Linked DNA regions of Homo sapiens: region 2 is linked to region 1. A link is an interaction called in ENCODE POLR2A ChIA-PET data of the cell type or tissue named here. Cell type or tissue: PC-9. All regions are shown on one strand. Links, peaks and the distances in the headings refer to the core of each region. The heading gives the core; the rest is flanking DNA.

Evidence for each region. Peaks named below come from ENCODE experiments on the same cell type or tissue, not always from the same donor. Only the 100,000 strongest peaks of a DNase experiment are listed, where the experiment ranks them.
Region 2: POLR2A ChIA-PET joins it to region 1 with 5 read pairs; 4 of 35 experiments call an interaction of 5 or more read pairs at or near these places.

The regions. Positions count from the first base shown.
Region 1 is chr16:58,667,014-58,675,992 of GRCh38, forward strand. SLC38A7 (solute carrier family 38 member 7) reads right to left here. Exons shown (of 12, transcript NM_018231.3): 8 at 8,927-8,979; 9 at 5,083-5,230; 10 at 4,032-4,231; 11 at 3,100-3,154; 12 at 1-474. The coding sequence ends at 372. Among named protein-coding and RNA genes, the nearest start is that of SLC38A7, 13 kb to the right of the region's middle. In PC-9, for the core only: no CTCF peak of the experiment used is centred there; no DNase peak of the experiment used is centred there.
Region 2 is chr16:58,567,636-58,583,851 of GRCh38, forward strand. CNOT1 (CCR4-NOT transcription complex subunit 1) reads right to left here. Exons shown (of 49, transcript NM_016284.5): 9 at 15,421-15,547; 10 at 15,158-15,268; 11 at 13,710-13,880; 12 at 12,998-13,125; 13 at 11,064-11,304; 14 at 8,828-8,947; 15 at 7,372-7,494; 16 at 6,974-7,125. Among named protein-coding and RNA genes, the nearest start is that of SNORA50A, 16 kb to the left of the region's middle. In PC-9, for the core only: no CTCF peak of the experiment used is centred there; no DNase peak of the experiment used is centred there; H3K27ac peaks cover 424 bases.

The DNA of each region.
Region 1 (8,979 bases), core at 1-5,000:
GTGGCCTTCTGTCCATAGTCATTCTCCAGAGGGAAGTCAGACTGGATTCTTTCTTATGAGATCTACCGACTCTCTTCACCCGTGGATTCCAGGCATGGAGAAGTTGAGAACTGGGAGAGGAGGAGGGGTCCTCTATGATGTGAGACTTCCTGCCGCCATCCACGGCACTGCCAGGACTGGGGAGCAGGAAGGGGACTGGATTTGAGCTGTCCAGAGGTGTGGGGCCTGAGTTTGCCCCAGTCCCTGGAAGAGGATGTCCGGATGTCATCCCACCAGTTGGAATGATCGTGGACTAAGAATGGCCCCATAGCTCTAAGAGATGGGTTCCTGCGACCAATGGCAAAGGCCTTGTGTTCCCTGGGAGGCAGTGGTTATGCCAAGAGATCCACAAAGATGGCGTTGGCTGTGGTCTGGCCGAAGATGAAGGCTCCCAGGGTGACCAAGAGGACTCCGTAGCTGACCAGCACCCACCAGCTGTAGAACAGAGGGTGAGAGAGGTCTGATCAGTCATCCCATCCCATGACTGCAGACTTCAATATATATAACTGTTAATTACTGTAATTATCGCACTTCTCCTGTTGGTAGAGCACTTCCTACTTCCCAAAGACTTCAATACAAAGGTAGTGTGGGGCCAGGTGTATTGTCCCTAGTCCATAGGTAAGAAGACCAAGATCTAATGGGAGTAACTGATTGTTCACATCATGCCACGATTCGAATGTAGGCATCCTGATGGAAAGATGTTCAGAAAAAAGCACGTCACATGGAATGTGGTCTATTTCATTAAAAAAAGGAAACAAAAAGCAGACATCTGCAAATGTATGTACCAATTAACAGCAACAGGGATAAAACGGAATTGAAATAAAGGGTGATTTCCGGCCGGGTGTGGTGGCTCACACCTGTAATCCCAGCACTTTGGGAGGCCAAGGCGGGCAACCTGAGGTCAGGAGTTCGAGACCAGCCTGGGCAAGATGGCAAAACCCCATCTCTACTAAAAACAGAAAAATTAGGCTGGGTGCAGTGGCTCATGTCTGTAATTCCAGCACTTTGGGAGGCCGAGGCAGATGGATCACCTGAGGTCAGGAGTTCAAGACCAGCCTGGGCAAGATGGCGAAACCCCATCTCTACTAAAAATAGAAAAATTAGGCTGGGTGTGGTGGCTCATGTCTATAATCCCAGCACTTTGGGAGGCCAAGGCAGGTGGATCACCTGAGGTCAGGAGTTTGAGACCAGCCTGGCCAGCGTGGTGAAACCCCGTCTCTACTAAAAAAATACAAAAAATGGCTGGGTATGGTGGCTCACGCCTGTAATCCCAGAACTTTGGGAGGCCAAGGTGGGCGGATCACCTGAGGTCAGGAGTTCGAGATCAGCCTAGCCAACATGGTGAAACCCCGTCTCTACCAAAAATACAAAAATTAGCCAGGCATGGTGCTGCGCACCTGTAATCCCAGATACCCTGGAGGTTGCAGTGAGCCGAGATCATGCCACTGCACTCCAGCCTGGGTGACAGAGCGAGATTCCATCTCAAAACAACAACAACAAACCCAAAAAATTAGCTGGGTGTGGTGGTGGGCGCCTGTAATCCAAGCTACTCAGGAGGCTGAGGCAGGAGAATCGCTTGAACCCGGGAGGTGGAGGTTGTTGTAGTGAGCAGAGATCGCGCCATTGCACTCCAGCCTGGGCAACGAGTGAAACTCCATCTCAAAAAAAAAAAAAAAAAAAAAGACAAAAAAAAAAGAAATAAAGGGTGATTTTTTTTCTTCTTCTTCTTTTTCTTTTTTTGAGACAGAGTTTTGCTATCACCCAGGCTGGAGTGCAGTGGTGCGATCTCCACTTACTGCAACCTCCGCCTCCGGGGTTCAAGCAATTCTCCTACCTCAGCCTCCCGAGCTAGGACTACAGGCATGCGCCACCACAACCAGGTAATTTTTGTATTTTTAGTAAAGACGGGGTTTTGCCATGTTGGCCAGGCTGGTCTCGAACTCCTGACCTCAGGTGATCTGCCTGTCTTGGCCTCCCAAAGTGCTGGGATTACAGGCGTGAGTCACTGTGCCTGGCCAATTTTTTTTCTTTTTTAGACATGTTTGTATGGCTTTTTTTTTTTTTTTTTTTTTTTTTTTTTGAGACAGAGTTTCCCTCTTGTTGCCCAGGCTGGAGTGTAATGGTGTGATCTCGGCTCACTGCAACCTCCGCCTCCTGGGTTCAAGCAATTCTCCTGCCTCAGTCTCCCAAGTAGCTGGGATTACAGGCAGGTGCCACCATGCCCAGCTAATTTTGTATTTTTAGTAGAGATGGGGTTTCACCATGTTGGTCAGGCTGGTCTCGAACTCCTGACCTCGGGTGATCTGCCCATGTTGGCCTCCCAAAGTGCTGGGATTACAGGCATGAGCCAATGCACCTGGCTGAAACCACTTTTCATAAAACAAAACAAGAGCCCTGCATCTATGTATACATCTCCATAGCTATGTGTACACAGACACGCACACATGTACAGAAGTGGTTGAGGACACAGACCATACTGGTAACATGGAGCTATCTCAGAAAGGATGTGGGGGCGAGTGGGTTGTGGGGGAAGAGGGACTTCCATCTTTTTGTATTAAGCCCTTTATTAATGTTTAAATTGTTAACAACTAGCACACTACCGAATTTTTAAAAGTATTAAAAAAAAAACAACAACAACCTGGCTGGGTGTGGTGGCTCACGCCTGTAATGCCAGCACTTTGGGAGGCCGAGGAAGGAGGATCACCTAAGGTCAGGAGTTCGAGACCGGCCTGGCCAACATGGTGAAACCTCGTCTCTACTAAAAATACAAAAATTAGCTGGGTGTGGTGGCAGGCATCTGTAGTCCTAGCTACTCGGGAGGCTGAGGCACGAGAATGGTGTGAACCCAGGAGGCGGAGCTTGCAGTGAGCTGAGATCGTGCCACTGCACTCCAGGCTGGGCGACACAGCGAGACTCCGGCTCAAAAAAAAAAAAACAAAACAAAAACCCATGATTTCTAAGTACACAAGCCTCTGACTCCTATCTGTTTTAAGGCCCCCACAAAGCCACATTCCAATCCAGCACCTCCCTGAGAGGATCAAGGGCTGGGTCCTGCTTTACCTGGCTGGTTTGACCTCTTCCATCTCAGAGAGTTTGGCTTGAATGAGGCACAGCCCTGAAAGAGAAGAAGTGGCCCTGAGCATTTGTGAGGGGAGAGGGCTCCCTCCCTCCTAGCCACCTCCTTTCCCAAGAAGCAGTGCTGGATGGAGAAAGGCCCATGTTTACTCTTCTAGAAATTCCATCTCTGCCCCCACACCACATCCTGCTGGGGTCATCTGGCATCTGCTCTCCCATGACAGGCTGGCATCTGACAAGACCCCTTGGGCAGCATGCTAGACTCAGCTAAAGGGACAGCACTCAATGGTGACTCAGTGGTGGCCCAACCCCAGGGGTCTTCCTAGTACACTTCCCAGCAGATCTGGCTCCCCTGCTCCAAGCAAAGCAGCTGGGGCTTTCAGGGTGGCTTCCTGGATAGAGACAAGCTGGAAAAGGGTGGAACTCATGGCTGGGCAGACAGGACAGTTCTCCAGGGATCTGGCGGTAGATCTGTGTCTGGAACCCAGGTTCCCTGATGTCTGTGTCAGGGTGCCACCCCAGACCCCACTGCCCTCTGGGCTGTAATGGGCTGAACCAGCCAGATAGATCCCTCATAGTCAAGGAGCAGCAGACACCTGAATGAATGGTTAAAAGAATAGACTCTGGACCCAGACAGCGTGGGATGGAAAAGGTTACTAGTTGAGTTTGTTAAGCTCTAGGCAAGTCTGTGACCCTTTCTGAGCCCCACGTGCCATCAGTAAACTGGAGATCACAACTATACCTTCTTTCCAGGAGATAATGCTTGGATAGGGGCTAGTACAGAGGCGAGACAGGTGATCAATTAGTGCTGGTGGTTACTCTCTCCTGCATGTTTTGAGCAAGTAGGGAGCTGAGGCTAGGCAGGCCCTGGGAGTCTGTGCTGTGGGGCTGTGAGATGGGGCGCCAGGGGTCCGCACCTGGGAAGACGAAGATGAAGCAGGCGGCCAGGCCTCCAATGACTGAGATCACCTTGCCGATGTCAGGGATGAAGAGCGCCAGCAGCAGGGTGAGCAGGAACCAGACCAGCGTCTGCAGCACTCGCCGCCGCCGCTCCCGCCCCACGTCCTCCTCCACTGGCACCCCCTGGTAGCGCAGCCACAGGCCTTCCACCACCGCCCTGCCCACATGGAGAAGGGCTTAGAGGTGCCCCTGCTGCTAGCAGCTCCCCACCTCTAGCTCACAGGAGCCAGACCCCTAACTGGGTAGACTGCGGGGAAAGCCCCATTCCTGACCCTCAGTTTCCTCTTCTGTAAAATGGGCCACCAGCACTCTGTTTACCACAGGGACTAGAGACGGTGAATGTCGAGAGCTTAGCACTTTGCTTTACATCACATGGAAACTGATATTGTTTTTTCCTTAAAAGGAACTGTCTGGGGCATCCAAAGGGGAGGGTGTCCATGTGAAAGCTCAGGAAAGGATCTGGATAGAGATTCTTTTGTTTTTTGTTTTTTTGAGACAGGGTCTGGCTCTCTCACCCAGGCTGGAGTGCAGTGGTGCAATCTTGGCTCACTGCAGCCTTGAACTCCTGGGCTCCAGCCATCCTTCTGCCTCAGCCTCCCAAGTGGCTGAGTAGCTGGGACCACAGGTGCATCCCACCACACCTGGCTATTTATTTTATTTTGTGTAGAGATGGGGTCTCACTAGGTTGCCCAGGTGGTCTTGAACTCCCAGGCTCAAGCGATCCTTCTGCCTCAGCCTCCCAAAGTGCTGGGTTTAGAGACGTGAGCCACCGTGCCATGCCATGGATAGAGATTCTTACAGGACTCACGGAATGTTCTGGTGACCCCAGGACAAAGGGCGCTTCTGACACCTGGCCTGGGATATGTAGGGACCCATCCTAGGCACCGACTCTTTTCTACAGGCTTCAGTTTCTCCTTCTACAGGATGGGGTCCACACAAGGCCAAAGGACCATGTTGGAAGCGCTCACAGGGGCTAGGAGGGGCCCTGGGGAGTGGAAGGGGGCTCACCGCCCACAGAAGTGCAGGATAGGGTAGGAGGTGAGCACGCTCAGGATGATGAAGGCTCGGGCAACGGCCACGGCCATGTCCTCCGAGGGATAGGACAGGAGCACGTCAGGATCCACAGCAGCTCCAAAGGTCAGGAAGCCACAGATGCCTGTGGGCAGGGACAACTGGGTCAGGGCAACCCTGGGAGGGTAGTGGGGTGGACTGTCCACTCCTCCTAGGAGCAACATCAGCCTGGAGGCTGCAGCAGCAGCTCTGGACACTTAGACGGAGGCTCAGAGTGGGAGATGGGGCTCCGATCAGATGCCTCCCTCCCTGACTTCTCAGATCCCCCATCGCTGGAAGCCCTCCAGCCCCCAGCTTTCTGAGCCTGAACTTGCCCAGCACATTCCCACCTCAGTGCCTTGGCACTGACTGTTCTGTCTGGCAGACCTTCAGATGCCATCTCCTTATCATTTGGGTCTCAGTTTAGATGTCCTTCCTCAGAGAATGCTTCCTGCCAGTCCATCTACAATGACCCCCACCCCAGGCACTCTCTCACATCACGCTGTCTTATTTTTCTTTTCTTTTTTGAGACAGAGTCTTGCCCTGTTACCCAGACTAGAGCGCAGTAGTGTGATCATGGCTCACTGCAGCCTTGACCTCCTCGGCTCAAGCGATTCTCCCACCTGAGCCTCCCAGGTAGCTAGGACTACAGGCAGATGCCACCACACCCAGCTAATTTTCTTGTAGAGATGGGGTCTTGCTACGTTTCCCAGTCTGGTCTTGAACTCCTGGGCTCAAGTAATCCTCCTACCTCACCCTCCCAGAGTGTGAGCCACTACACCCAGCCTTCTTCTTTTTTATTTTTTTGAGATGGAGTTTCACTCTTGTTGCCCAGGCTGGCACGCGGTGGCACGATCTCGGCTCAGTGCAGCCTCCACTTCCCAGGTTCAAGTGATTCTCCTGCCTCAGCCTCCTGAGTAGCTGGGATTACACCATGCCCGGCTAATTTTTTTTTTTTTTTTTTTTTTTTTTTTTGAGATGGAGTCGCGCTCTGTCATGCCCAGGCTGGAGTACAATGGCATGATCTTGGTCTCCTGGGTTCTCATGCCTCAGCCTCCTAAGCAGCTGGGATTACAGTCACCTGCCGCCACACCTGGCTAATTTTTTTTTTTTTTTGAGATGGAGTTTTGCTCTTTCACCCAGGCTGGAATGCAGTGGTGCGATTTCAGCTTACTGCCACCTCTGCCTTCTGGTTTTAAGTGATTCTCCTGCCACAGACTCCCGAGTAGCTGGGATTACAGGCGCCCGCCACCAAGCCTGACTAATTTTTGTATTTTTAGTAGAAATGAGGTTTCACTATGTTGGCCAGGCTGGTCTCGAACTCCTGACCTCGTCATCCGCCTGCCTCGGGAAGTGCTGGGATTACAGGCGTGAGCCACCACGCCCAGCCCTAATTTTTTTATTTTTAGTAAGATGGGGTTTCGCCATGTTGGTTGGGCTGGTCTCGAACTCCTGACCTCATGTGATCTGCCTGCCTGGGCCTCCCAAAGTGCTGGGATCACAGGCGTGAGCCCCAGTGCCTGGCCGTTTTTTTTTTTTTTTTTAAAGACAGGATCTTGCTCTGTCACTCAGGCTGGAGTGAAGTGGTACAATCATAGTTCCACTGTAGTCTTGAATTCTTAGACTCAAGTTCCTCCTGACTTGGCCTCCCAAGTCACTGGGACTACAGGCACATGCCACCATGCCTGGCTAATTTTTTTTTTTTGAAGACAGAGTCTCACTTTCTCCCCCAGGCTGGAGTGCAGCGGCGCGATCTTGGCTCACTGCAACCTCGGCCTCCCAGGTTCAAGTGATTCTCATGCCTTAGCCTCCCGAGTAGCTGGGATTACAGGCACCACCACCACGCCCGGCTAATTTTTGTAATTTTGATAGAGACAGGGTTTTGCCATGTTGGCCAGGCTGGTCTCGAACTCCTGGCCTCAAGTGATTCACCCACCTTGGCCTCTCAAAGTCCTGGGATTACAGGCGTGAGCCACCATGCCTGGCGGACGCCCAGCTAATTCTTTAATTTTTGTAGAGATGAGTCTCACTATGTTGCCGAGGCTGGTCTTGAACTCCTGGCCTCAAGCGGTTCTCCCATCTCAGCTTTTCAAAGTGTTGGGATTACAGGCATGATCCACTGGGCCTGTCCCCTAACACTCATTTCTCTCTTTTTTAGAGACAGGGTCTCACTCTGTTGCCCAGTTTGGAGTGTAATGGCATGATCATGGGTCTCTACAGCCTTGATCTCATAGGCTCAAGCGATCCTCCCACCTCAGCCTCCCAAGTAGCTGGGTCCACAGGTGCATGTTACCATAACCTGGCTAATTTTTAAATTTTTTGTAGAGATGGAGTTTCACCATGTTGCCCAGCCTGTCTTGAACTCCTGGGCTCCAGAGAACCTCCCACCTTGGCCTCCCATAGCTGAGATTATAGGTGTGAGCCACTGTGACTGGCCTCATCGCTTTCTAATTTTTTTTTAACTGTACTATCACACTGGTCTTTAAGTAAACAATAATACAAATAAAAATAATAACAATAATAATAGTAATTAATTTTTACAGGCTTATTTTCTGTCTCCCCAGCCAGGACATGAGCCCCAGGAGAATAGGGATTTGGCTGTTTGCCTCTCTTGTTCCTGGCTGTGTATTCAGAGGCTAGAACAGTATTGGCCCAGGCAGCTCCTACGGTCTATCCGTGGAAAGAACTCAGGGGATCCTTCTTCCAGGGTCTCCTAGACTTGCTCCCTCACCCCAACCACTCTCCACACGGCAGCCAGAGCCACCTTTCCCCGAACCACCCCCCTGCTTAAAACACTTCCTCGATGACTCCCAGCAGCCCTCGAGGCCCAACAGGATCTGGCTGCCAGTGCCTGTCTGGCCTCACTGCCTTCACCTGCCCCCATCACACACCACTCCAGCCACATAGACTTTCTTCCTGGCCCTGCCTCAGTGATTTGGTGTTTTGTGGTTCCTCTGCCTGGAACCCTTCTTCCCCAGCTCCTCCTCTTCTGGCTCTTTCTCATCATTTGGGCCTTCTCTGAGAAGAACCTTCTGTGAACCACTCCCAAAGCCACCCATCCAGTCCCATTCATACCTTCCCCATTTTAGGCTGGGTTGGTGGCTCATGCCTGTAACCCCAGCACTTTGGGAGGCCGAGGCAGGAGAATTGCTTGAGCCCAGGAATTCAAGACCAGGCTAGGCAACATAGTGAGACCTTGTCTCTGCTAGAAAAAAAAAAAAAAAAAAATTAGCTGGGCACAATGGCACATGGCTGTAGTCCCAGCTACTCTGGAGGCTGAGGCAGGAGGATCACTCGACCTCAGCAGGTTGAGGTTGCAGTGAGCTATCATCATGCCACTGCACTCCAGCCTGGGCGACAGTTTCTGAGACCCTTTCTCAAAACAAAATAAAATAGAATAAAACAAAACACACCTTCCCTATTTCACTGTCATCAGGATGCTTGCCACCATCTGGAATTCCTTACTGATTCCCCAGTTACTCCTGCATGACTGTCTCTCCAACAAGAATGTCAACTCCATGAGGGCAAGACCAGTTCTGTCTCTCTCCATGGCATCCCCCATGCTGAGAACCGTTCCTGGCACTTCCTAGGCACCAAGTTAGAACTGGTGAATGAATGGATGAATACACCACTCTCATCTTGGCAGGAGGAGGCTCCAGGCAGGCCAAGTTCAAGCCAATGCCTATACAAGTCATGCTGGGAATGCAGGGCTGTCCCCAGGAAAGCTAGGCCCCAGGACCTAGGGACTCCTGTGGAAGTGAGAGCACTCTAGTCCCAGGTCTTGGGGGGGGGGAGCACTCACCTGTCCCCATGTAGACAGCGAGGGCTATGACCATGGCAGCTGTCACCACTCCA
Region 2 (16,216 bases), core at 5,042-10,041, 94 kb before region 1:
GTGTCTGAATCAACTTTTTCAGAACTTTGGAAGTTAACCAAAGGCTTATAACAAGTGGGAAATTTTTATTCAAGAGACTATCAAGTTTTCTAGCACATTAATTTGCCCTATTATTCCCATCTCCAGCTCCACAGCCAGCTTAGAAGCTGACAGCCCTCAATCACAATGAAAACCAGAAGCCTGAGAGGTGAATCAAAACAGGGTTAAAACATCTTCAAAGCCTCCTTCTCAGTGAATTGTCATTATTTCATCTGTATAGGGAGTCTGTGTGAGAACACAATGACAAGGTTGGATTTATTTGACCTGAAAACTGACCCAAACAAAAACCTTTTCTGCATGAGGTGTTTACAAAAAACATTTGAAAGTAACTGTTTTAAACTTATTGCCTATCTGAGGTGGAAGACTACTACAGTTGGAGCAAACTACATACAGGCTAACTAAAAATCTGTAAAGAAGGCCGGGCACGGTGGCTCACGCCTGTAATCTCAGTACTTTGGGAGGCGGGCGAATCACCTGAGGTCGGGAGTTTGAGACCAGCCTGCCCAACATGAGAAACCCTGTCTCTACTAAAGAAAATACAAAATTAGCTGGGCGTAATGGTGCATGCCTGTAATCCTAGCTACTCGGGAGGCTGAGGCATTAGAATCACTTGAACCCAGGAGGTGGAGGTTGCAGTGAGCCGAGATTGTGCCACTGCACTCCAGGCTGGGCAACAAGAGCGAAACTCCATCTCAAGAAAAAAAAAAAAATCTGTAAAGAAAAACTTTGAGCCGGGTGCAGTGGCTCAAGCCTGTAATCTCAGCACTTTGGGAGGCCAAGGCAGGCAGATCACGAGGTCAAGAGATCGAGACCATCCTGGCCAACATGGTGAAACCCTGTCTCTACTAAAAATACAAAAATTAGCCAGGCGTGGTGGCATGCTCCTGTAATCCCAGCTACTCAGCTGAGGCAGGAGAATCGCTTGAACCCCGGAGGTGGAGGTTGTAGTGAGCCGAGATCGTGCCACTGCACTCCATCCTGGGCGACAGAGCGAGACTCCGTCTCGATTTTAAAAAAAAGAGAGAAAAAAAAAAAACTTTGGAAGTAAAGACTAAGGTGGCTGTGAATTGCCTGGCTTAGTGCTGAATTGATTCCCAAGATTAGGTTTAAGAAAATCTCGTCAATCTTAGCTGACAACAAGGCTAACCAAGCAGGAACTTCAGTAGCCAACTATTATAAAGAACAGAATTAGTTCAGGAAAGTCACTAAACAAAAAAAGGGCAATAACGAACAATGTGCTCTGCTGAAGAAGGAAGATCTGATTCCAGGAAATGCCATATTATTTAAAGTTGTCTGTTTTCAACAAAAAAATTACAAGACTTGTAAAGAAACAAAAGGGTGTCCCATGCAAAGGGCTGGAAAGCTATGTAGAAATGATCCTTGAGGAAACACTGCTGTTGGACTTACTAGACAAGGAATTCAAATCAGTTACCAAACACATTTATTTTCATTTTATTTTGGTTTTTGAGACAGAGTCTTACTCTGCTGCCCAGGTTGGAGTGCAGTGGCACAAACTCGGCTCAGTGTACCTTCCATCTCCTGGGTTCAAGCAATTCTCTTGCCTCAGCCTCCCAAGTAGCTGGGACTATAGTCGCCCTTCACTATGCCTGGCTAATTTTTGCATTTTTAGTGGATACGGAGTTTTGCCATGTTGGCCAGCTGGTCTCAAACTCCTGATCTCAAGTGATCCACCCACCTTGGCCTCCCAAAGTGCTGCTGGGATTATAGGCTGAAGCCATGACACCCAGCCACTACAGAACACGTTTAAAAGAAAATATATCAAAAGAACTGAAGGAAAACATAGGAATACTATCTCAAAAAGCATGTCCATAGAAATTAGCAAAAAAAAAAACCAAAAAACAGAAATTCGTTTTTTCCCATCAGATACTACACTCTACAACATACCAAACAGAAAAAGTACAGTAACTGTAATAAAGTTTCACTAACCACATGTCCCACCACACATTCAAGCAGACAAAATAGTTCATTTGAAGATAGATCAATTAAAATTATCCAGCCTGAGAAAATGAAAAAAAAGGGGGTGGGGGGATGGGGGCTGAGAACTCAAGGACATGTGGAGCACTACTGAGTGTGCCACCACAAACATAATGGGAGTACAAGGAGAGAAGAAAAAGGTACGGAAAGATTTGTAGAAATAATGACTGAAAACCCGATAAATTTTATTAAAAACATTAATCTAGACACCCAAGAAATTCAATAAATTCTAAGTAGAATAAACTCAAAGAGATTCATACCTAGAATAACATAATCAAGCTGATGAAAGAAAAAAGACAAGGAGAGTATCTTACCAGCAGCAAGATAGAAGCAACTCATCACATACAATACTCAATAAATTAACAGCTGATGTCTCATCAGAAACCATGGAGGACAGAAAGCAGTGGGGGAGCATATTCAAAATGTTCAAAGAAAAGGAATGCCAACCAGGAATCCTTCATCTGGCAAAGCTATCCCCAAAGATACAGGAGGAATTAGGATATTCCCTAGATAACAAAAAGAGGTAATTCATTGCTAGCAGTCCTGCTGAAACAAGAAAAATTCAAGAATCCTGGCTGAAATGAAAAAACACTGAACACTGACCTGAATCCGTATGAAAAACTACTGGCAAAGATACACAGGTAAATACAAAGGACAGTATAAATCTCCTAATTAAAGAACAACTGGGCTGGGTGCAGTGGCTCATTTCTGTAATCCCAACACTTTGGGAAGCTAAAACGGGAGATCAGTTTGAGCCCAGAGGTTCGACACCAGACTGGGCAACATACTGAGAACCTCAACTTTACAAAAAATTAAAAAATTTATCAGGTGTGGTGGCACATGTTTGTGGTCCCAGCTACCTGGGAGGACCGCTTTGAGTCTGGAGGGTTGAGGCTGCACTGAGCTGTGATCGTGTCCTGCGTGGGCAACAGAATGAAACCCTGTCTCAAAAAAATAACTGCATGAAGCAAGAATTATAAACCTTTTGGTGATCACATAATGTATAAAGGTATAATTTGCATGACAATAATGGCAAAAATCAAGGGGAAGGGGACAAAGCCATACTAAATGAAATTTTTGGATCCTACCGAAACTAAAAGATTGGAGTAAGTTAAAATGTTAGTTTTAATACCCAAGGCAACCACTAAGAAACAAAACAAAAAATAAAGTCAAAGAAACATAGGAGTTAAGATGGTACACTACAAAATATCTATTTAACAGTAAGACAGGCAGTAATGGAAGAACAGAGGAACAAAAGTGACAAGAGATAGAAAGATTAACAGCAAAAGAGCCCTATATTATCAATAAATACATTAAATGCAAGACAGGCAGAATGTAGTAAACACAAACACAAATTCACAAACATGCTCCAACCATACCTTCTCTAAAAGAGACCTACTTCAAATTAAGACACATATAGCTTGAGAAAAACAAAACAAAACAAAACAAAAAACAAAACAAAAATATACCAAGCAAACCACCATAAGAGAACTATAATGGTTATACTAGTATCAAACAAAACAAATGTTTAAGAAAAAAACTGTTAATAGAGACAAAGACATTTTACAGTAAGGGTCAATCCATCAGAAATATGTAACCATTAAGGCCGGGCACGGTGGCTCATGACCATAATCCCAGCACTTTGAGAGGCCAAGGTGGGTAGATCACCTGAGGTCAGGAGTTCAAGGCCAGCCTGGGGAACATGGTGAAACCCCATCTGTACTAAAAGTACAAAAAAAAATTAGCTGGAAATGGTGGCGCACGCCTGTAGTTCCAGCTACTCCAGAGGCTGAGGCAGGAAAATCAATGAAACGTGGGAGGAGGAGGTTGCAGTGAGACAAGACAGTGCCACCACACTCCAGCCTGGGTGACACAGCGAGACACAAGACTCCATCTCAAAAACAATAATAAAATAAAGAAGTATGTAACAATTATAAAAACACATGTACTTAAAAACAAAGCCCCAAACACCTGACGGAAAAACTGACAAAACTGAAGGGAGAAAAAGACAGTTAAAATAATAGGAGGCCGGGCATAGTGGCTCATGCCTGTGATCCCAGCACTTTGGGAGGCTGAGGCGAGTGGATCACTTGAGGTCAGGAGTTTGAGACCAGCCAGGCCAACATGGTGAAATCCCATCTCTACTAAAAATTTAAAAATCATCTGGGTGTGATGGTGAGCACCTGTAATCCCAGCTACTGAGGCACAAGAATCGCTTAAACCTAGGAGGCGGAGGTTGCTGTGAACCAAGATCACACCACTGCACACCAGCCTGGGGGACAGAGGCAGACTCTGTCTCAGAAAAATAAAAAATTAAAAATAAAAAAAATTGGGCTGGGCGTGGTGGTTCACACCTGTAATCTCAGCACTTTGGGACGCCAAGGCGGGCGGATCACCTGAGGTCAGGAGTTCGAGACCTGCCTGACCAACATGGAAAAACCCCATCTCTACTAAATATACAAAATTAGCTAGGCGTGGTGGCGCATGCCTGTAATCCCAGCTACTTGGAAGGCTGAGGCAGGAGAATCACTTGAACCCAGGAGGCGGAGGGTTGCGGTGAGCCGAGATCATGCCACTGCACTCTAGCCTGGGCAACAAGAGCAAAACTCCATCTCAAAAAAAAAAAAAATTGAATACTTCTGTACTCCACTTTCAATAATAGATAGATCTACAAAGATAGGCCAGGTGCAGTAGCTCATGCCTGTAATCAATCGCAGCACTTCTGGAGGCCAAAGTGGTAGGATGCCTTGAGCCCAGGAGTTCAACACTAGCCTGGGCAAGACAGTGAAATCCTGTCTCTACAAAAAATAAAAAATTAGCTGGGCATGGTGGTGCATACCTGTAATGCCAGCTACTTCAGAGTTTGAGGGGGGAGGTGGAGGCTGCAGTGAGCCATAATCATGCCACTGTACTCCAGCCTGGGTGACATACACACACACACAAAAATTAAGTTAACGCCAGGCGTGGTGGCTCATGCCTGTAATCCCAGCAACTTTGGGAGGCCAAGGCAGGCAGATCACTTGAGGTCAGGAGTTCGAGACCAGCCTGCCCAACATGGTGAAACCCCATCTCTACTAAAAATACAAAAATTAGTTGGGAGGGGTGGCATGTCTCTATAGTCCAAGCTACTTGGGAGGCTGAAGCAGGAGAATCACTTGAGCCTGCAAGGCAGAGGTTGTAGTGAGCCAAGATCGCACCACTGCACTCCAGCCTGGGCAATAGAGCAAGACTCTGTCTCAAAAAAAAAAAAAGAAAAAAAAATTAAGTTAAATAAATAAAATAATTAATAAATTTAACAAAATCAGTACAAGATGTACACTGAAAATGAAAAAATATCACTGAAAAAAATTAAAGAGGCCAGGCGTAGTGGTTCACACATGTAAGCCCAGCACTTTGGGAGGCTGAGGTGGCAGATCACCTGAGGTCAGGAGTTTGAGACCGGCCTGGCCAACATGGCAAAACCCCATCTCAACTAAAAATACAAAAATTAGTGGGGCATGGTGGTGCACACTTGTAATCCCAGCTACTCGGCAGGCTGAGGCAGAAGAATCACTTGAACCCGGGAGGCAGAAGTTGCAGTGAGCCGAGATCATGCCAATGCACTCCAGCCTGGGCAACAAGAGTGAAACTCCATCTCAAAAAAAAAAGAAAGAAAGAAAAAAAGAAAAAAATTAAAGACCTAAATAAGTAGAAAAACATCCCAGATTCACGGATTAAAAAGACAATGTTATTAAGACAGCAGTACTCCCCCAAATGAGCTAAAAATTCAACGTAATCCTCTCAACATTCCCAGTAGGCTGTTTTGCAATTTTTTTTTTTTTTTTTTTTTGAGATGGAGTCTCGCTCTGTCGCCCAGGCTGGAGTGCAGTGGCGAGATCTCGGCTCACTACAAGCTCTGCCTCCTGGGTTCACACTATTCTCCTGCCTCAGCCTCCCAAGTAGCTGGGACTACAGGCGCCCGCCACCACGCCTAGCTAATTTTTTTGTATTTTTAGTAGAGACAGGGTTTCACCGTGTTAGTCAGGATGGTCTTGATCTCCTGAACTCATGATTCGCCCGCCTCGGCCTCCCAAAGTGCTGGGATTACAGGCATGAGCCACCGCACCCAGCCTTAACTAGCTGATCTTAAACTTTTTAGGAAAATTCAAGGAACCGAGAAGAGCTGCAACAATTTTAAAAAACAACAAAGCTGGGAAATTCATAATCCCCAATTTCAAAACTTACTGAAAACCTATTGTGATCAAGACTGTGGAACTGGCCTTTGAGACACAGATCAACAGAATTAAGAAACCAAAAATAGCCCAGGTATGGTGACTCACACCTGTAATCCCAGCACTTTGGGAGGCTGTGGCAGGAGGATCACTTGAGCCCGGGAGTTTGAGATCAGCTCGGGCAACATACTGAAACCTCATCTCTACAAAAAGAAAAAAAAGAAGAAGAAGAAGAAGAAAATTTAACCAGCTGAGAGTGGGTGGCACGTGCCTGTGGTCCCAGGTACTTGGGAGGTTGAGGTGGGAGGATCACTTAATACAGGAGTTTGAGGTTGCAGTAAGCTATGATTGCACCACTGTACTCCAGCCTAGTCGACAGCAAGACCTTGCCACTTAAAAGAGAGAGACCACAAACTAACCCATGCACTATGGGCAATTGCTTTTTTTGAGAATAATTCAAAAGGCAAAGTAGTGGTCTCAACAAATGCTGCTGGAACAACTGGATATTCACATGCAAAAGATGAATTTGGACCTCTACCTCACACCAGATACAAAACCTTAACTCAAATGGATCTAGTATGTATCATAAATAGTATAGGACTTTGGACTTAAAACCATTGGACCATTTTAAACTGCTGTCACTTTCACTGAACCTCTTCTTCCGCAAGTCTACAATTATTCATATAATCCAATTCAAAAAAAGTCATATTCATGTATGTACTTCTTACCCTGCACAAGCTTGCAGACAGGCCAACATTGTCGCCAAAGTTTCTGGAGGAAGTTGAGCACTTTTGGGCTGGTCTTTTTCTGGGGCAAGTCCGCCCAAAATAGAAGGACACCGTCTCTTTAAAAAAGTCATACACGCCTGGATAAAAGGCTCCTGAAGAATAGAAAAGTCTCTCAGTGTATTTAAAATTGATCTTAAATGTTTTTGGATTAAAGATAACTACTAAGCACTATAACTAAAATCCAAAATAAGTAACATCTTCATTGCCATTTAAAAAAGTTGTTTCTTTCAAATTTTTCTTTAGTTTATTACTGCTGCACAAATTTTAAAAGTTGTACTTGATAGCCATTTTAGCCACCAAAATTTAAGAGCAAAAATAAATGAACAAATCCTGCTTACCCCATGCTCTCGAATTTTATCTGTGAGCCACTTATCAAGTTTGAGGTATTCACGACGTGAAGCAAGTGCAGCAAGGTCAATAACAAAGGCAAATGGAGTACCATTTAGCAGCATTGACAAGGCCTAAAGGACAAAGCACATTAGATAATGCAAATGGAGCAATTAAGTAACTATCTCTGTCCCATATTCTGTTTTTCGCTTTCCACAAACAAGTTCAAATAAAACACACTGCTAATACTTCCTTGGTCACAATTTAAACAGCTAAGCACAATTCAGGGGTAACATTAGTCATTATTTTCTAAAATAATGATCACATTTTAAAGGTGAATACATGACACTACCTTCCAAACAAACTTTACCGTGCTCTTTAAAATAACTAAACCTAGAGCAGAACAAGACTCAAAGCATGAATAATTATCCCTACCCATTTTTCAAAATCTAAACACAGGCTTAAGCACAACTATATCACCAGTACATTAATGCACCTAGTGATTAATAATATAGAGTCTAGGCTGTACGTGGTGGCTCACGACTGTAATCCCAGCACTTTGGGAGGCCAAGGTGGGTGGATCACCTAAAGTCAGGAGTTCAAGACCAGCCTGGCCAACATGGTGAAACCCTGTCTCTACTAAAAATAAAAAAATTAGCCAGGTACGTTGGCAGGCGCCTGTAGTCCCAGCTACTTGGGAGGCTGAGGCAGGAGAATCACTTGAACCCGGGAGGCAGAGATTGCAGTGAGCCAAGAGGCGCCACTACACTCCAGCCTGGGCGACAGAGTAAGATTCTATCTCCAAAAAAAAAAGATATAGAGTAATTCATCAAAAGATCCTGTTGATTCTCACAGAGTTGCTTAAGGGAAGAAGCATGCCTAGTTTCCCCAAAAACTGTATCTAACATAACTTATGAGAAAAGCTAACTTTTCACTATAAAACAGCTTTACAATATATGGAAGACCAATCAAAAATAAAAACACTTTTATCTACCTAAAGCCACTCTCCTTCCTATCCTTTTTAAGAAACCTCTAAATCTCATCTCATTCTAGGAGCTAGTCACATGTGAATTATTCCTAGAGCATCTTTGTTACATAAGCATTTACTTTTTTTCCTTTTTTCTTTTTTTTTTGAGATGGAGTCTCACTCTGTCACCCAGGCTGGAGTGCAGTGGCACAATCTTGGCTCACCACAACCTCCGCCTCCCAGGTTCAAGCGATTCTCCTGCCTCAGCCTCCTGAGTAGCTGGGATTACAGGCACGCACTCCACGCCCGGCTAATTTTTCTATTTTTAGTAGAGATGGTGTTTCACCATGTTTTGGTCAGGCTGGTCTCGAATTCCTGACCTTGTGGATCCGCCCACCTCAGCCTCCCAAAGTGCTGGGATTACAGGCATGAGCCACCGCGCCCGGCCTTTTTTTCTCATTAGTAAATAAACTGGTGTCAGTCTGTCCCTCTGAACTCACCTTCAAGTCCTGGGCCACATCAAGTATTCGAGACAATTTGGCCTGATCATACTGCTCCCCTCTCATGTACCATTCTGCCATTGCATGCATGATAAGTTGGCGAATTGAGGGAGACTGTCCCTAAAAAGGGGAAGAAAGATTAAATAGCAATACTGCTAAACACTGTGATAGATATTATTACAAATGCCCAGTTAATTTTGCTAGAACTTGTATAAAAATCAGGTATACCTGTGCTGACATTAAGTTCAGGCCTCAAACTATGCAATTACCGTGACGTTCTTTATGGGAAAGCCAAGTTACCTCCACATATTCCAAATAAAGCCTGTTCCTAAACTTGGGTCATATAGTCATTCAACAAACTTATTTGTCCTATTTTAAGTCTGACTATCATTTTCAGAAACACAAATGTGAACTAGATTATGTGAACATGAGGTTACATCAAGTTTATATAATTACTTTAAATGCAAATTACTGGTATATAAATAAAAACAAAACAATTTAAGGTAACTATTTCTGATGTTGCACAGTATAGTGTTGGATGTATCACTACTTCTGGGAGTGGCGCCTGTACACACATTCTAAATCTTATTTCCACAAACAAGAATCTTTGATTTTTTTAATTCCATTTCTTTTTTTTTTTTTACTGGCAGGTAGCCTGGTTTTCAGAAACAACGATGAATGATGCAAATATCTAGAATTCAGTGAGTATTTATCATAGAAGCAACAGCAAGACCACTACTATTGCTATATCTAAGTAATATCCCAGTTAATTGTCCTAGAGTGGCAGATGGTCTGCTAGAACAAGTATTCAATCACAAGTGAGGAGATGCAGCTCGTTTACCAGCCCTTTCTACCTCACAGCTATGGTGAGAAAGGAATGAAGACCATCTGGACTGCAAATGCTTGGTTAAATGTTTATCATGCATTTTGTAAACTGTTAAAGTCTACAATGTTAATTGAGTCTCTAGGAAAGGAGGGGAAACTAACTGAATGACCTAGAACTAAGGCTAACATTTTTCACTTATAATAAAGAGCCTTATTTCACTAATTTGTAAAAAGCACTTGTATATAATATAAACTACTCCAAGTATGGGTAAAGGATAAAAAGTAGCTAAAAAGGGCACTCGGGGTAAAGGGGAAGAAAGTTTTTTTCTGCATGTATCATATAATGTAGGATATTAGCTTGGGAAACAGGGCAAGACTCTGTCTCTACAAAAATTCAAAAAATTAACCGGGTATGGTGGCATGTGCCTGTGGTCCCATCTACTTAGGATGGCTGAGGCAGAATGACTGACTGAGCCTGGGAGGTTGAGGCTGCAGTGAGACATGTTTGCATCACTGCACTCCAGCCTAGGTGACAGGGCAAGCAAGATCCTCTCTCTCAAAAAAAAAAAAAAAAGTAGGGGAGGGAAAAAAATCAGTGGACAAAAGAATACTTACTTGCCAAATACATTCTACAAAATTAGAGGTAAAAAGCACAGGGGCTTGAAAGGCATTTCAGCACAAACTGAAATAAAATGTAAATGTTGGATTTAGATAAATTAGAAAAGAGTGCTAATTAAAAATTGCTCTGTGATCTCTCATTTCTTGTGAACATATGACATCAATACCTTCTGCCTCCATGATAGATGTTTAAGCTCCTTCGCATAAAAAGGAAAGTGATGCCCTAGCAATACAGACCTTTCTTAATATTGAAATTATTAAATATTGGCCGGGTGTGGTGGCTCACACCTGTAATCCCAGAACTTTGGGAGGCCGAGGTGGGTGGATCATTTGAGGTCAGGAGTTTGAGACTATCCTGGCCAACATGGTGAAATCCCACTTCTATTAAGAATACAAAAATTAGCTGTGCATGGTGATGCACGCCTGTAATCCCAGCTCCACAGGAGGCTGAGGCAGGAGAATCACTTGAACCCAGGAGATGGAGGTTGCAGTGAGAAAGACTGCACCATTGCACTCCAGCCTGGGCGACAGAGCAAGACACCATCTCAAAAAAAAAAAAAAAAGGAAAGAAAATAAAATTATTAAATATTATTTTGCCTCCTTGCTTTTGGGATCTTGTATTTTATTGCTCACATGATTCTAAAAGATAAAACAAGTTTTATGACAGTATGACTTTTAAAGTCATAATAATTCAGAGATGTAAAAAAAAATTTCTCTGGTTGAGCTTCCTCAACACTCCAAAGAAGATCAATTATTCAGATGAAAAAATGGTAAGCACACGGTCACATCTTACCTGCCCATGCCATGCATAGTGCAAAATAATAGCTGAGTTAGGATGGTTTCCAAGGAAAATTGGCATCAGAGTGGAGATAAGTTCATGGCGCAAGGTATGCCAAGAGGTGTTAATTTGTAGTAAGGCCAATACCAGCATGTCTGGACAGTGTTTGATAGGGAAGCTGAAGAGCTGTTTGACTTGCTCATACTGCCCAACCTCTGCAAGCCTCAGCAGAGATTCAATCAAATCCAAGCTCTTCCTAACGAGAAAGGAAGAAACATGCTTTATCAATGAAAATCCAAGTATACAGATTAATTTTCAAAATAAGTGATACCAGCTTGTAAGCACAAAACCAAGTTGGTGTCATGTTTTAATATTAGAAGTTTGAAGTCCACAGCACTCTCTTTAAGAATTATTTTTGCCCCAAGAGGTTGAAACTGGTTGACTTTAACTGAGCCTGAAGATCTAACTCTATCCTCAGCCCATGAAAACCATGGGGATAGAGAATGAAGTAAACACCATGAGAAAACAGGTAAGAAAATAACATGGGGTAGACTAGAGAACAAATGCTGTATTTCTCTATCAAATCAATGGCAAAAAATAAATTTAAAAGACAGAACAAAGACAGATTTACAGAATAAAAGAAACTATGGACTGCGTCTGGATTCTCAATCATAGAAATTTTTAAAAGACATTTTTGAGCCAATTGGGGAACTTAAATGTAAATAACTACCTATATTAAGGAACTGTTATTTGTTAATGTGATAATGGTATTTAAGCTTTATAAAAATGGAAAGAGCCCTTTATCTGTTCAAATAAAATGAAGAAGAAACACTACTATATACACTAGACTCATAAGGAAAAAAATAAGCAATTTTTCAAATCTAATGTTGGCTACCACCTAAGAAAAGAACACACCACCACCAAAAAAAGTAAAGACAATTATTTGATCAATAACAGAAATGTGTTCTGGGAGGGTATAGATAGAAAAAAATTGAAGATACATTATGAACTAGATCCCTTTGGGGAACAATTCAGGCCGCGCTCTCTCCCTGTAGCCCTGCGTACTTCAAAAATGATCAAAGTACTTGTACCATTCTTTCTTCACACATTCACAGAGAGGAATGACGGGACAGAGTTCCAAGAGAAACCTGATATACACACCAGGCCGGACTAAGATTCTACCTCGAAAATTTGAAACTGGAACTCAGAGAAACTAGATACTTTAGCTGAAAAGCATTAGATTTGGCCAGGTGCTGTAGCTCACACCTGCAATCCCAGCACTTTGAGAGACCGAGGCGGATGGATCACTTGAGGTCAGGAGTTTAAGACCAGCCTTGCCAACATGGTAAAACCTCATCTCTACTAAAAATATAAAACTTAGCCCAGGGCGGTGGTGAGCACTTGTAATCCTAGCTACTCGGGAGGCTGAGGCAGGAGAATCGCTTAAACCGGGGAGGCGGAGGTTGCAGTGAGCTGAGATTGTGCCACTGCACTCCTGAGATTGTGCCACTGCACTCCAGCCTGGGCAACAGAGCGAGACTCCATCCCAAAAATATAAATAAGAAAAGAAAAGAAAACTATTAGATTTGACAGGTTGGCCACCTTGAGCAACTTACAAATAAAAAAAAAAAAAGGCATAAGCTCTACAGAGAAGAAATCTCAATACTAAGGGAGAAAGGAGGAAGTACAAATCTTTCCAACATTTGATACTTTCAGATTTGATGCTTTTAAAAGAACACCTAAAGACAGACCTTACAAGATATAACTAACGATAGAGACTGAAAAAGAATTTATCTACCAACCCCCTCTATAAATACTTAAGATAAGTAAGGTCACTAAAACTACTGCTTCATTTAAACCTGTTAACTATGTACTTGGCTTACTATTAACTTTATATTTCACAAAATAAGAAGTAATCTTTTAAATGAAAGATGAATCAAAGTGTTTACCATGTGGCAATTTCTCGATTGTCATCCTCTGGTGGTGCTTTCAGAATATCAGTGGCAACAGTATGACAGGGATAGTCAGCAAAACAGAAGATCTCTGGATTTATAAGGGAATGTTGAATGAAGGAGAGCTGCAATGAAAGAAAATGCTTACCACCATAAATGATTGTGAATGCTATAAAAATCTGAAATGTTTTCACTAGGCTATTGTCAATCTTAAGGTTATTAGCATGGCAATTTCCCGTTTAAAATCTTAATTATTTGCCCTTTGAAAACCACACATAATTCAGACACATTAAAGGTGCATAATGAAACCCTGTCTGGATTATCAATCATAACAACTGTTAAAAGACATTTCTGAGCCAATTAGGGAAACTTAACGTTGCCTTGGAAATGAACATCATTAAACTATTGGGAAAACACCTTGACTGTTAAAAGACATTTCTGAGCCAATTAGGGAAACTTAACGTTGCCTTGGAAATGAACATCATTAAACTATTGGGAAAACACCTTGACAGTTACACCTTAAAGGAGTCTGCCTAATACTAAAACTATGATAATATTCCTTCAATACTTATGGACAGTCCTTGCTTTTCTGTGCTATGTATAACAAATTCTACTTTACAAGAATATTTCGATCAATGGGTAGATGGCACTACATAAAGAATAAGTCATGTTTTATTCCCCCATCTATAGCTAAATACCACTTACTCACCTGGCCTTCAGCATGTTTCCAAGGTCTATATATGAGGTCTACTGGGAACACTTCCATACCCAAACCCCTCTGAATGCCATAAACCACATTATGAAGTCCTTTACTGTCACGAATTTGAAATCCAGGATGGTCCAGTTCATAAGTTACTTCCTTGAAATTCAAACTTGGATTCTAAAAAAGACCAAAGCAGTTTAAAATGTAATGAATGTGTGTATATTTTGATACATTATCCAAAAGGCCAAATTAAATCTGAAATTCAATTTAGATGTTCTACTTACAAAATTTTTAATGTGAATTTTAAGAAACCCATTCTTTTTTTTTCTTTTTTTTTTTTTAAGACAGAGTCTCACTCCGTTGCTCAGGCTGCAGTGCAGTGGCATGATCTCAGCTCACTGAAACCTCTGCCTCTTTGGTTCAAGAGATTCTCGTGCCTCAGCCTCCCAAGTATCTGGGATTACAGAAGTACACCAACATGCCCAGGTAATTTTTTAAAATTTTAGTAGAGACAGGTTTTCGCCATGCTGGCCAGGATGGTATCAAACTCCTGGCCTCATGTGATCCACCTGCCTCGGCCTCCCAAAATGCTGGGATTACAGGAGTGAGCCTCCACAACCGGCTTATCACACTACCTTTTAATATCTAAAAGTTCCATTCTAGAGCCAGGTGCAGTGGCTTATGCCTGTAATCACAGCACTTTGGAAGGAGGGCGCATTGCCTGAGGTCAGGAGTTTGAGACCAGCCTGACCAACATGATGAAACCCTGTCTCTACTAAAAATACAAAAAAAAAAAAAAAAAAATTAGCCAGGCATGGTGGCACAAGCCTGTAGACCGAGCTACTTGGGAGGCTGAGGCAGGAGAACTGCTTGAACCCAGGAGCCAGAGGGTGCAGTGAGCTGTGATCGTGCCACTGCACTTCAGCCTGGCCAACAGAGTGAGACTCCGTCTAAAAAAAACAAACAAAAACAAAAGTTCCATTCTAGGCCAGGTACAATGGCTCACGCTTGTAATCCCAACGCTTTGCTCCCAAAGGTGGGAGGATCACTAACTAGAGCCCAGGAGTTAAAGTCCAATATGGGCAACACAGCAAAAGGAAAAATAAATAGAGTTCAATTCCTTTATGTCTTATTTAAGCCCTTCAATATTTTAGTAGAGGTACTTTATTTTTTATTCAGTTTGCAACCGAAGTAGAAGTGGCAAGATAATTATGATTTTCACTGTTCTTATCCACCATAAACAAGAGTAACTTAGAAGTAGCACCCCAAATTACAAGGTAACAACCCTAATGAAAAAATTTAAATTTGGTTACGTACTGCCTGCAGTACACAATTAACTTGGACACTTTATTACTTTTTGAGTTAACGAAGGTGGAAAATTCTTAAAAATTTGCTTTCTTTGGACTATATCATTCAAATACCACAAATCAAAAATCATCATCACATATACTCACCAGTTCTTTAAGAACGTCAATCAAGACTTCTACATTCCATGTGTGTGCCTGTGCTCCATCACTTTTATCTTTCCCATCACTCCAGATCCCACTGCCCGGAGCAGAAATACTCTGTAGAAGTAAAACTTGAATTAAACAAACCCAACTACTCCATGTGTTCACTTCTGGTCGATAGAACAATCAATCATACTGTAATTTAATTAAAAAAAAATAAAGAGGACAGGACATTAACTCACTTGGTAAAATAGCTGAATTCAACACACCTGTAATGGAATGCCATCTGTTAATCCTGAATGAGTTCGAGCCATCATTCCCAAAACCCTTGCAACCTGGGCAGCTGTGACCTCCCGAACACCAAACTGCACGATTATATTGCGACATTCTTCAATACTGAAACAGAAATATAACTTCAGAAAAATGCTACCAGCCTCAACACCGAGATTGAGAAATTCTGGCATTAAATGAACCTTGTTTGAAAGCCTTAGTTTTACTAAATAAAACAGGCAGAGCAGTAAGTGTTATTTCTTGTTACATTTATACAGCTAGGAATGTAAAAACCATCTACTTCAGTAAGAAAATGGCAAAAGTCATTATTCTAAGTAACTCGGGAATGGAAAACCAAATATTGTATGTTCTCACTTGTTAGATGGGAGATAAGCTATGAGGATGCAAAGGCATAAGAATGATACAATGCAGTGGGCTCCCAAACCCCCTGCCATGGACTGTTATCAGTCTGTGGCCTGTTAGAAATCATCCACACAGCAGGAGGTGAGCAAGTATTTCCGCTTGGGCTCCACTTCCTGTGGAGTACAAGAGTACTGGAGTACAATGGCACAATCTTGGCTCACTGCAACCTCTGCCTCAGCCTCCCAAATAGCTGGGATTACAAGCATGCACCACCACGCATGGCTAATTTTTGTATTTTTAGTGGAGATGGGGTTTCACCACATTGGCCAGGCTGATCTCAAACTCCTGGCCTCAAGTGATCCACCCACCTCAGCCTCCCAAAGTGCTGGGATTACAGGCATGAGCCACAATGCCCAGCCTGAAAATTTTTTT